2 separate regions of the Homo sapiens genome follow, and region 2 is linked to region 1. Evidence: read pairs that join two places in POLR2A ChIA-PET (ENCODE). Cell type or tissue: MCF 10A. All regions are shown on one strand. Links, peaks and the distances in the headings refer to the core of each region. The heading gives the core; the rest is flanking DNA. Region 1 has its middle 110 kb from the start of MIR6090. Region 2 holds the start of LOC124902790 (a long non-coding RNA gene).

Region 1 (5,384 bases), core at 270-5,269:
TAATGTTCTACAGGGGAATAAAACTATAACCTTTTGGATTATCTTCTCTACTGGACTGAAATATGCAAGTTAACCTGAAACTTTACAATGTCTGCACTCTAATAAAATTATAAAAGGAATGACAAACATAAGCAAATTCCCCAGGAAAATGAAAGAATCCTTGGGTGGGCCTATTAAGCAATGCTCCAGCATGATATCGAAAGGAAACACCACCCACCCTTCTTTGATTTTTTCCCCCTATTTTTGGATAATTTTTCTTAATACTTTATTGCTCTTCTTGTTCTGTTTGTGTGAGTGAAACATGTTTGTTTCTTTGTTCTCAAACTACTCCATTCTTAGATTTCTCTGAGCAGCCTTGATTCCTAGACAGCAAGTATTTTAGGATTTAAATTTTGCCTCTGGCCTTCAGGTTAATAATAATTTCATCAATTTTTTTTCTCTGTAACATTCTAAGATAATGGTATGTTTAAAATAAGGACCCTCAGTTTTTCTTCTTCGTTTACTAAAACAATCTCCTGCTTTTCCATGGGAAAAACTGTAGCTTGGAACTCTAAAGTCCAAGGCCCTTTTCTAAACTTACGTAATTAACTAAAGCAATTTACTCTGTGGTGACTCTTGGATCTGTGGATAAACCACTTGAATTCAAAGTTATTTCTTCCCTACCTCCTCTCCAGGCTCTAAAAGAGGTTCAAAATAATATCAACAATGAACAAAATTATGGGTACTTAATCAAGGACTAACTATTCTTGGTTTAAAAGTGTAAAGCTAGCATCTCACATATAACAGTGCTCTGTAGCACAAACGCAAAGTAGCTACCTTTGAAGTTTAAAATAGAGAACTCCTTTCTTGACTGAGAAACACAGTTCAAACAGCAAACGACTCTTCTGCGGCACCCCTTCCTGGATATCCCTCGGCTCCTCCCTGTTCTGCCACAGTGCCTAAATGTGTGTAACAGGAAGACTCTTTTCCTTTGATCAGATCCTTGCCAGAAATAACATGGCTTGCACAGGTTTACTAAGCCCCTCACCCCATTTAGTTGGCATTTGCTTAGATTTCTGAATGTTACAAAAAGTTATCATTTGCAAACAAAGTTGCCGTTAACTCTAGTGACTTATAAAAGTCAAAATGCCATATGATTTACTTCTAAAGGCTAAGGCCTTTACAAGTGCACTAGTTAAAAACCAGCCACACAGATATAGGAACCAACCCCGTGACATAGGGTCAAAATCCCACAATACCTAGTTGCTAAAATCTATAGCCTCATGCCTATAATCAAGGCCCCACAGGAAGCCTTGAGGTAAAAATGCCATTTAATTTACCAAATTCCAATCCTTTTCTATTTCTAAATGTTTCCAACCATATGTTGGGCTTCACAAGGAAAATAAGTAGTATCCCATTTTTTTCCTACCTTTGTTTATAACCAGCTAAGGGATAGCCAATGGATTCCACAGGTTGAAGATTAAACAATTGCCTTTATTGCCACTGAAGCTCTTGAAAAATAAGGCTTTACAAAGGTCATGTGGGCTTTCAAGAGATTCTCTACATTGCATGAACACTTCCTCTCCTCATCACCTCCAATCAAAGTTCAGACTTTATAGGAGTTGTGCAGTGGTGGAGTTAGGGTGCATGAAGAGTTTGCCAAGCTACAGAGCCAAGGCATAAGATAAGTTACTCTTCAAGGGAGTGAGGGACTGAAAACACTGTGGGAATGCTCCCTAATAGAGATCTTTCCATAACAGAACAGCAAGTCTAGGCACTGGGAACTAGATTCACTTTTTTCAGATCAGGATCATGGAACAAAAGGCCTGATAGGGGTTGGGATCTCAGAATCTCCCATTCATTCATTCATTAAATTCAGAAATATTTTATTGATATTTCATTATGTGCTCCACATTGTACTAGAAACGAGAGAAATAGTGATATATAAGACTCATAGGATTCCAACTTCCATGGAATTTCCAATCTAGTATGAAAGAGATAGAAATTGAACAAATGCTTACCCTTGTCGTGAATGCCAAAATGTGAGAAGACTCAGGGTGCTCAAAGTGTGCAACGGAGAATTTTTCTTTTAAAAATGAGAGAAAACTCAAGTCAAGCTGCTTTAATCGAAAATAAAAACAAAGAAGAAGAAGAAGAAGAGGAATTTTATAAGTTGAAGCCTTCAGGCTTCCCTGGCAACAGTAATTCCATAGCCATTTATATCTGGTTTCTCTTTCTCCATTTCAAAGCTCTGCGTCTACTGTGTTAATGCCATTTTGAGAGGGTTCCAGCTACAGCGGCATTACAGCTCACATCCCAGCTCCAAGACAGTAGGAAAAAGTGAGATGTTGATTCCAACATCCTCAGAAAAAGTATGATTGTGTAATGAACCCATCTTCATACCAACCACCATTTGGCATAAGCCTGTGCCATGTGGAGCCTCACCAAAATGAGATGTGGTTCAAGAGCGAGGGACAGAGAGTCCCCCAGAAATGAGGGAATATGCTTATTAAGAGAAGATTGAATGGATACATGGGAACATAAGTTGCAGTTGCTCACTAGCAGCGAGTTAGTCTGGAGATGACCGAGGAGTGTCTGTGTGGAAGATACGGTGTCTCTGTAAGTGAAGGATGTGTAGGAGCTGCTTACATTTTAGAGATGGTGAAGAGAATCCCAGGCTGAAGAAACAGTGTGTGTGTGAAGATTGCTGGGGACTGTGGTAGGAAAGAACATCAGGCCACCATTATCAAAAACTGATTAAGAGAGGGAGACGGATAGAAGAGGAGATTGGAGATATAGACAGGTGCCAGGTTATATATCTGGACTTGTAGGTTCTAGTACAGCCTTTATTCTTCATTTAAATCTAGCCAAAAGGATCAAGGGATGGTAGAGAAGGGATTATGTAAAAATAAAAATTGAAGGAAGTTCACCTGGGTGACAATAATATCCACAGAAAATATTCCATTACAATCTCAAGATCTGCCCATTTAAAAAAGTGTCCTTGAATGTAGATCTCTCTACTTCTTGAAATAAAGGGCCATTTAGCTGAGCATTAGAAATTATCCTGCTCACCAGAGATATTTGAGTTAGTGGTAGTGGGAATGGGTATGACTTATGTGTGGAGAAGCAGTGTTATCATCATTCTGGTTTAACATAGCCTCACATATCCTTCATGCAACTTCTCTGTCTCCCAGTGGTTGGAAGGAGGCCAAGATTGAAGCAATAGTATTATAATATCAATGCTAAGGAAAACGGAATGAGTGTGCAATGTCTCAGCACAGATATAATTTCACAAAACATGAGGCGTGAGGGCTGAATCATAAGGTGAGTGTTTGGCTCCATTCTTCCTGGAGATCAAGATATTCCAGAAGACAGAAAAATCTGAAAGAGCAGAAGGGCAACAGAAATATCAGCTGGAAGTTCTCTTCCAATTGCTGCCACCTTCACTTCACCACTCTCTAGATTATTAAGAGATCAAAAGCTACTATGGACGTCAGGGGACAAATCAAGAATGTGTGCTACTGATGCTGCAATGAGAAAGCTAATGGCTAGCAAACGTCTTCATCCTAGCAACATTGAGATGAAATCAAAGCCTCCTTTCTAACAGAAGCAGAAGAATCCGAAAGAAGTGTTACAGAGCCAAGCTGAGAAGATATTAAATCATGGAGTGAATCCTCTTACTACAGGAGGATTAGCAAAAGTGATTTGACAATATTTTTCTAAGCTTTTCTTTTCTGGAACAATGGCAGAAAAAATTAGGAGGGGGATTGCTGAAATTGACAGAATCTGTCATCTTTCAGAAAACTAGGAAGTGACAAATTAAAAAATTGTCTTGTTTGTGCCAGATGTGTACAACTGCTGATTCAGAAATATACAAAGTCTTGGACTAAGAAAAAAAGAGGAAGAATGTATATTAATAGATAGACCTCCATCTTAGGAATAGGGAGATGTTGAATGAAGCCCCTAGCTTCCTGACAATAAAAAGTGTATAAAATATAAGTAGAAGTCTTAAGAACAAAAATGTAGCAAGGCACACTTGAGAGCTTTCTTAGTACTGATCCACACAGAAAAAAAGGTAAAGATGACCCTTGGTCCTTGGGCTTGTGTCTGCAAGGGTCTCCAGTTCAGAATATTTCTAAAAGGGAAATCTAGATGGTCAGTGGGCCAGATTTAGTGTTGTGTGCAAGGAGGGCCTTGCCTTAAAAACAGGAGTCTCTTTGCTTCTTGGGGTAACACTACCCCTCCTCCAACTTGTGAACTAAATACAGGACCTATTCTAGCATCAGGCCAGCTGTTTCAAAGTTGGTTAGTAGAAGAAAAGCTAGAAAAATATTAGGCTGGACTGAAAGGAAATCAGGCTGTGGTGTTTTTAAATTTGGGTTCAATTTCAGAGCTTTAGTATTGAACTCCTTTGGGCAATTTCTATCAGATATATCATTGCTGGACTATGCCTAGTGTCAGAAGAGATTTGTAAACATTCTGTGGGCTGAGCTGAAAAATTGCTGCAAGATTGTTTCAGTCAACCTTTCAAGGATAAATGATTTTTTTCATATTTCTTTTGGGATTCAAAATGCCATGCAAATGACCAATACTAGTCCCTTAATTGTTTGGGGTCAGATGAAATCTGGCAAGGCAGCAATGGGCTTTGGCTTTGCAAACTGATGATTGCACAACTTGAGGAATAGATAACATCTCTGCTCCTAAAGAATGGCTTTCTCAGCATATGGGAACCACAAAAGATTTGAGAAAATCTTGAAGCAAACTGGCTGGTATGAGCCAAATGCCTAGAAATAACACAATGAATCATGGAGAGCTCTCTTTGCTATAAGTAAGGGTGTATACAACAGTACCCATCAGCTAATTATAGCGTTGCTAATCTTTCTTCAACCTCTTCTCAGCCTTGCTCCAAATCTGAAACTTCTGGCCAGTTGCTGGGTCACAGAATAGTAGTTTCTCACCATTCTTTTTGTCTTTCCCTTCTAAATAGATTGAAAGAGACAGGCAGAATGAAGTCTGCAGTTAGTGTGACAGTATGAACTGCTCACATCTGTGTAAGGATATGGGGAGGACACTAGTCACTTGCTAACATGGTTGCTAAGAAATGGAATGGGGAGATGTGAATGAAAGGTTATGGGAGAAGGAAGAATGGCTGGGGTAAGACATGGTGAGAGGGGGCAAGGGCTACGGACAAGCTCAGTCTACTTTGGGGTTCTCGGTAAGGCACAAGATTACCTTTCCTGTCCTGTCCAGGTAGAGGAATTCTTCCCATGGAAATTTTTTTTCACTCTCTTTCTTCTCTCAATTCTTATTAATTATTCATAAATTTCTCAAGATCTGTTCCTTCTGATCCCTTATCTCTCTTCTTTATTTTTTCCGCCACTACCCAAGGCAAACACAAGGAGTAT
Region 2 (5,384 bases), core at 95-5,094, 120 kb before region 1:
GAGAGGAACAACACACACTGGGGCCTGTTGGAGGGGTACGGGGAAAGAGAAAATCAGGATAAATAGCTAATATGTGCAGGGCTTAATACCTAGGTGATGGGCTGACAGGTGCAGCAAACCACCCATGGCATATGTTTATCTGTGTAACAAACCTGCATGTCTTGCACGTGTATCTGAACCTTAAAATAAAATATTCTTAAAAAAGGAAAAAATTTTCTTGTTTTCATTGCTAATTTTGAGGTCTATGAGCATTTCATGGAAAACTTAAATTGTATATGGGATTTCTTTATAGTCTAGTCATCTACTCATCTGTATGGGACATCCAAGAAGACTGGTGAGTCTTCCTAAAAACACTTGGAAGGAAATTTTTTATGGTCTAAAGATTAAATCAGCTAGAAACCTCAAAGACTAGTTTGAAAAGTTAAGCTCTAGAACTATTAAGCAGAGTTAGAAAATAGCTGGCCTGTTCTCCCTCCATTTTTATCATTTAAAAAATTGTATTTAAAAAGTGCATGTGTAAACATGTGTGCATGTGTAGGAGATCTGACAATTTCAAACAAAGAAAACCATGTCATAAAATAATAACGCCCTTTACTATGCACAAAGACCATCTGTAGCGAAGCTGGAAGTAGGCCTGAATGTACCATCTTAGATCACATTTGGTATAAAGTGGTTATTTTATTCATTCATTTAGTCATTCTTTTACTTACTCATTTCATTTACTCAGTTACTCAGTTATCTATTCTTCCAACACTTATTAAGCATTCACTAAGTCCTTGTGTTTAAACTGGAAATTCAAATTTAAGTAGAATATGATTGCTGTTCTTGAGGGGCTCAGATTATTTTTGGTAACGTAAGCGCCCCATTGGAAACCTATATGTGCTGCTGAGAGCACAGAGTAGGAAGTGCCTGATTTTATCTAGCAAGGCCTTGGAAACCATGGGGGAGGTGATTTACTGCTGAGTCTTGACAGAGGTGCTGGGCAGGTAGAACAGGGCTTTCCAGAAGGGAAAAAAGCCTGTAAAAATGCATAAAAGAGTGAAGAACTAGAGTGTGTTCAAGGGATTGCCACAAGTCCAGGATTGTCAGAGAGCAGGGTCCCTATGTGGGGGAGAAGGTGAGGTGTGGTCAAAAGGTAAAGAGGACCAATTTTGGCCTTTTGGACTGTGCTTGGATTTTATCTGTTTGGCGGTGAGGAGTATCTAAGGGAGTTTAACCTAAAGGGTGGTCTTCTGCATCCTGTTTTTAGAAATCTGGTAGAAATGGCCACCTTGGCTGCATCTTGCCCAGGCTCTCTGACTTTCAGAAAAGTCCTTCTCTGACACTCTCCTGCAATGGCGGCGGCAGCCCTTGTGTATTGCGATGTGGGGAATGCTGGCCAAAGATTTTACACTGTGATGAAAACTTTTGCCTTTCCAAATAATTTATTTTAAAAGCAGTATGAACCTTATCCATTCCTTTAAGGTGGAGGTGACTAGCGTCTGGGCTTTGGATGGATATGGAGCGTGAACAAACTCACCAACATTGATAAGGATGGCTTTTCAAAGGCGACGGCTAATTGGCGATGGGAGCGGGGCTAAGGAGAAGTGGAACATTGGCTTGTCTATCACTAGGCTCTTTGCAGAGGTTTCTGACAGAGGAAAGCTAATCAGGAGACCTGCATGGGGAGAGAGGCGTGTTATTTAATTAGCTTTACAATGGGCTGACTTGAAGGCACGTGGTGGTTTTAATAGAGGGAGATAGATGTCCTTTTTTGCAGGGCTAATTGTTGGGAAAAAGCAGGGTCTTTGTTCAGGCCCAGCATGAGGGCTGTGATCTCTTGGAGCCTAGGGCTGCCCCTGCTAATAATTTTAGACAGAGCTATTCAAGGCTGCTCTGTAAGAGAAAAGAAGAACAAGAACAGTATTGTGTATGCAGGATCACTGCCCAAACCTCCCCAAAGTCACTGGGGAAAAAAAAAAAGGAGAGCAAGAGGACTCAGCCATGTACATTTTGGAGTATGTCCCCATCATTTATTTGCTCTGGTTGTTGGAAAGGGCAAAGTGACACTTCCATCAACTTGGAGCTGAGGTGGGGTGACTTAACTAAACACCCCCAGAAAACCAATTAAGTCTGCTTTCCCAATGATACAGCATTCATCTTGCCAAAATGGAGCGGGCAACTAGCGAGAAGACTATGACTGTTCTCTGCTGCCAGGCTTAATGGCTGGGTGCCAGGCAATGGTAGTGCCAGAATGCAGATTACATAGCTGATGTAAATGGCAAATTCTGTGTTTTTAGAGGGCAGTCCTAAGAGCACCGATGGTTTGACTGGTGGCCCAAGGGGCAATAAGAGAAACCTTTCCCTAAGGTTCTTTTGGGCAACTGGTCAGCATAGGTAGTTAACACCAGGGAGCAGAATACTTTTTCTGAATTCCAGGTGGCAAGTCCAAGCTTGCAGGGAGTGCTATCTAGGTCCAGAATTCTGTAGCTAAAATGTATGTGTATGGCACAATTAGAGATAGATAGAGGTTTAGGTTTATAGCACAAGTTAAACCGTTCATGCCACCACACTCCAGCCTGGGTGATAGAGCGAGACCCTGTCTCAAAAAACAAAATAACAAAAACAACAAGAACTGTTGGCTGGCAGGAAAAGAGACAGCCGAGGAAAATGTAAGATGCAATAACATAGAAAAAGACTTCTGTGAAGTGAGTGCAGTAAGGTGCTGCCTAATGGGTGCTAGTTTGGGAAGTACCTAGGCAGAGTGCTATGGGGGCATATTGAATAGCATGTGGGATTCTTCCCAGATTGAAAGTCAAATGCTGAGGCCAGTTGCTTAAGAAGGTCTTATTTTGTTTAGGTTGCAAAAATCATTGGCTATCAAACGTGCAATCCAGAGAGTGGAGAACCCAATACTGGAAGAAATTCAAGAGGGTACATATTCTCTTTGCTGCTAATTTGTAATGTAGCTGTGAGTATATGATTAGAACTTTCATAATTGTATCTCACATCTATATAGTGGGAATTAATCCCCTTTCATCCAAGAGGGATGGTGTCAAGGATTTGCATGATTTGCATACCTAGACCAAAACTTATCTTTGTCACTATGTCATGATTTTAACAGCGCACATGAAGATAGGACACTGTGTCCTCATTTCTTCATAAGAATACTATATACTACAGTTTGGATTAACATTCATGAAAATTTTATGCTCACTAAATCCGAAGTCACAATTCTGATTTTTAAAATCAATAATAGCAGTGAAGGGTTACTGAGTCTTCATTCTGCATCATGCACAGTGCAAAGCACTTGGCACCCATTCATCTCATCTCATCTCAGTTCAACTCTGTGAACTAGGCACTTTCCGCATCTCCATTCTGTAGATGAAGAAACTGAGGCTTTCTGAGGTCAAAGACTGACATCTGGAGAGCAGCCAAGCTAAAATTCAAACTCTCGTCTATTTACTGCCAAGCTTGTGCTCTTAACCCACTCTACTATGTTGCCTCCCTGGTTATTTTAGAGTTTAAATTTATTCTATAGTGAGGAAACCAAAGCCTGGTAGTTTCTGCTTGGCAAGAAACTGCAGGTTTTTGTATGGACTATTTGGAAACAGGAACACTTATTTGCAATAGCCTTTTTACCTCCACACCTCAGTTCAATTCAATTCAATTCAATTAGACAAATACACTCTGTAGGAGAAAGCATTAGCTCACTAAAAGTGGATGGATATGTAGATGCTGGACCTTTCCTGGATCTGGAATTTTGTTGCCAGCCATCTGGTCTCTCTCAATGCTGTGGAATCCCCTGAAAGAAAAGTTTATAATCTTCTTGATTTTTAGAAATTCTCAACAATTATTCAGAATTTTAAATTCCTGGAAAGGGTTCTCTCTTGGGAATCTGCCATGAGAGCGCTGACTGCCCTTTGTTTTTTCCTCTCACAGTCCATTGCCAGCTTCCCACCCAGCTGCACCTCCTCCCACCCCTCCTGGATGGGTCCCTTGTGGTACTTCCCACCCAAGGCCTTTTTGTGATGAAGTCTTTCAAGATGGTTTCCCAATCTGGGGAGAACACATGTTTCTGATCATTCTGATGAAACACGTTTCCATTAAGAAGCAACTTCTATATGCTTTCTGCTTTCTTCATTCTGCACGTTACCTGTCATTACCTCTCACTGCCAGCCCTGGACTCTTGAAAGTGTTTCACAGGCCTGTCTGATTAAATGGCGCCCTCTTACACGTCACACATGCCCATTTTGCTTCTCTTCTTTTCACCAACTCAACGGAAGAAAGATTTTTATTGTATGGGAGCCAATCCAGATAGATGAGATGTGAGCTGGGTCTGTTCCACCTCATGAGTCATGGGCAGGACCATCCACTACATTCTGACTCCTTCACAGGGCTGATGCAAGATGTGGAGTGAGCACAGCTGGCTGCTTGCAAATTAAAGAAGACTTCATTTCTTTTTGGTCCTTAAGAGCTGAGAATCAAATGTGAGCTGTAACGCTGGAGAAATTGACATGTCCCTTTTTGAGCTTCTTATTCAAATCTGTCAACTTTACATCATTGGCATGCTTGATGCTCAGTAAATTCTAAATATGAATAATTACACTGGACACCCTAAAGTTGTTTTAATGAATTTATGTTCCTGCATATTTATGAAACTCAGATTCTGTGCACCCTTTTCAGGAGAGTACATACCAGAAAAGAGGTTTAAAGCAGCATGGGAACTTAAAAAGTGCTATGCATTTTACTTCCTCTGTTGGTAGAGTTAGCATTGGTGAAGCTAGGATTCATATTAATTCATTATGACACTATAATGCTGCTCATTGAAGGATGCCTAAGGTAAGATAGGCATAGATTCTTGAGTAAAATGTTTGTGGATGACTGCAGTGACATACTCAAAGAATGTTATATTTACTGGCTAAGCAGGCTGTTCTTAGTGTGACACATCAATGTTTTCTTGGGGCTCTTATACGGAACTGGTTCTGGAAGAAGTGATGTAAAATAATGTGTGTTCATGATTCCCCCTCAGAACTCAGGAGAAATCATGAGCCCTCACCAAATCCAATATTTCCTTGGTTTTTAGGCTTTAAGATCAGCTGCCTTTTCTGTTCCAACATCTTGATTACCCATTAGTAGATACAAACAACAAAGTGCAGAGAGCAATACTCTACTTCGACAAAAGTGGTTAGGGCTGCTTTCTATATTTCTGTGCCACCTGCTAGATTGTAGCAGCTCCATTTGATCCTCCCTGTCCTTTTCATTCCCATCTTCACTCTCAGCCCATCCCCATGTCCCCCCATTTCTACTTCCAACCCATACCCTTCCTCAATATAGAATCACCTGTATAGCCAGAAGATATATTTCAAAATACAGTGCTTCTGGAGTCCTGACAGATTAAACTT

Evidence for each region. Peaks named below come from ENCODE experiments on the same cell type or tissue, not always from the same donor. Only the 100,000 strongest peaks of a DNase experiment are listed, where the experiment ranks them.
Region 2: POLR2A ChIA-PET joins it to region 1 with 5 read pairs; 4 of 35 experiments call an interaction of 5 or more read pairs at or near these places.

What each region holds. Positions count from the first base shown.
Region 1 is chr11:128,407,528-128,412,911 of GRCh38, reverse strand. No RefSeq gene overlaps it. Among named protein-coding and RNA genes, the nearest start is that of MIR6090, 110 kb to the left of the region's middle. In MCF 10A, for the core only: no CTCF peak of the experiment used is centred there; DNase peaks (open chromatin) are centred at 3,211 and 4,681.
Region 2 is chr11:128,529,236-128,534,619 of GRCh38, reverse strand. All of the region lies in intron 3 of ETS1 (ETS proto-oncogene 1, transcription factor), which reads left to right. ETS1-AS1 (ETS1 antisense RNA 1) reads right to left here. Exons shown (of 4, transcript NR_120581.1): 4 at 4,237-4,482. LOC124902790 (a long non-coding RNA gene) reads right to left here and starts at 4,231. Exons shown (of 3, transcript XR_007062949.1): 1 at 4,146-4,231; 2 at 3,694-3,784; 3 at 1,570-1,657. RefSeq lists enhancers at 712-1,213, 1,383-2,080, 2,081-2,778. In MCF 10A, for the core only: no CTCF peak of the experiment used is centred there; DNase peaks (open chromatin) are centred at 2,209 and 4,349.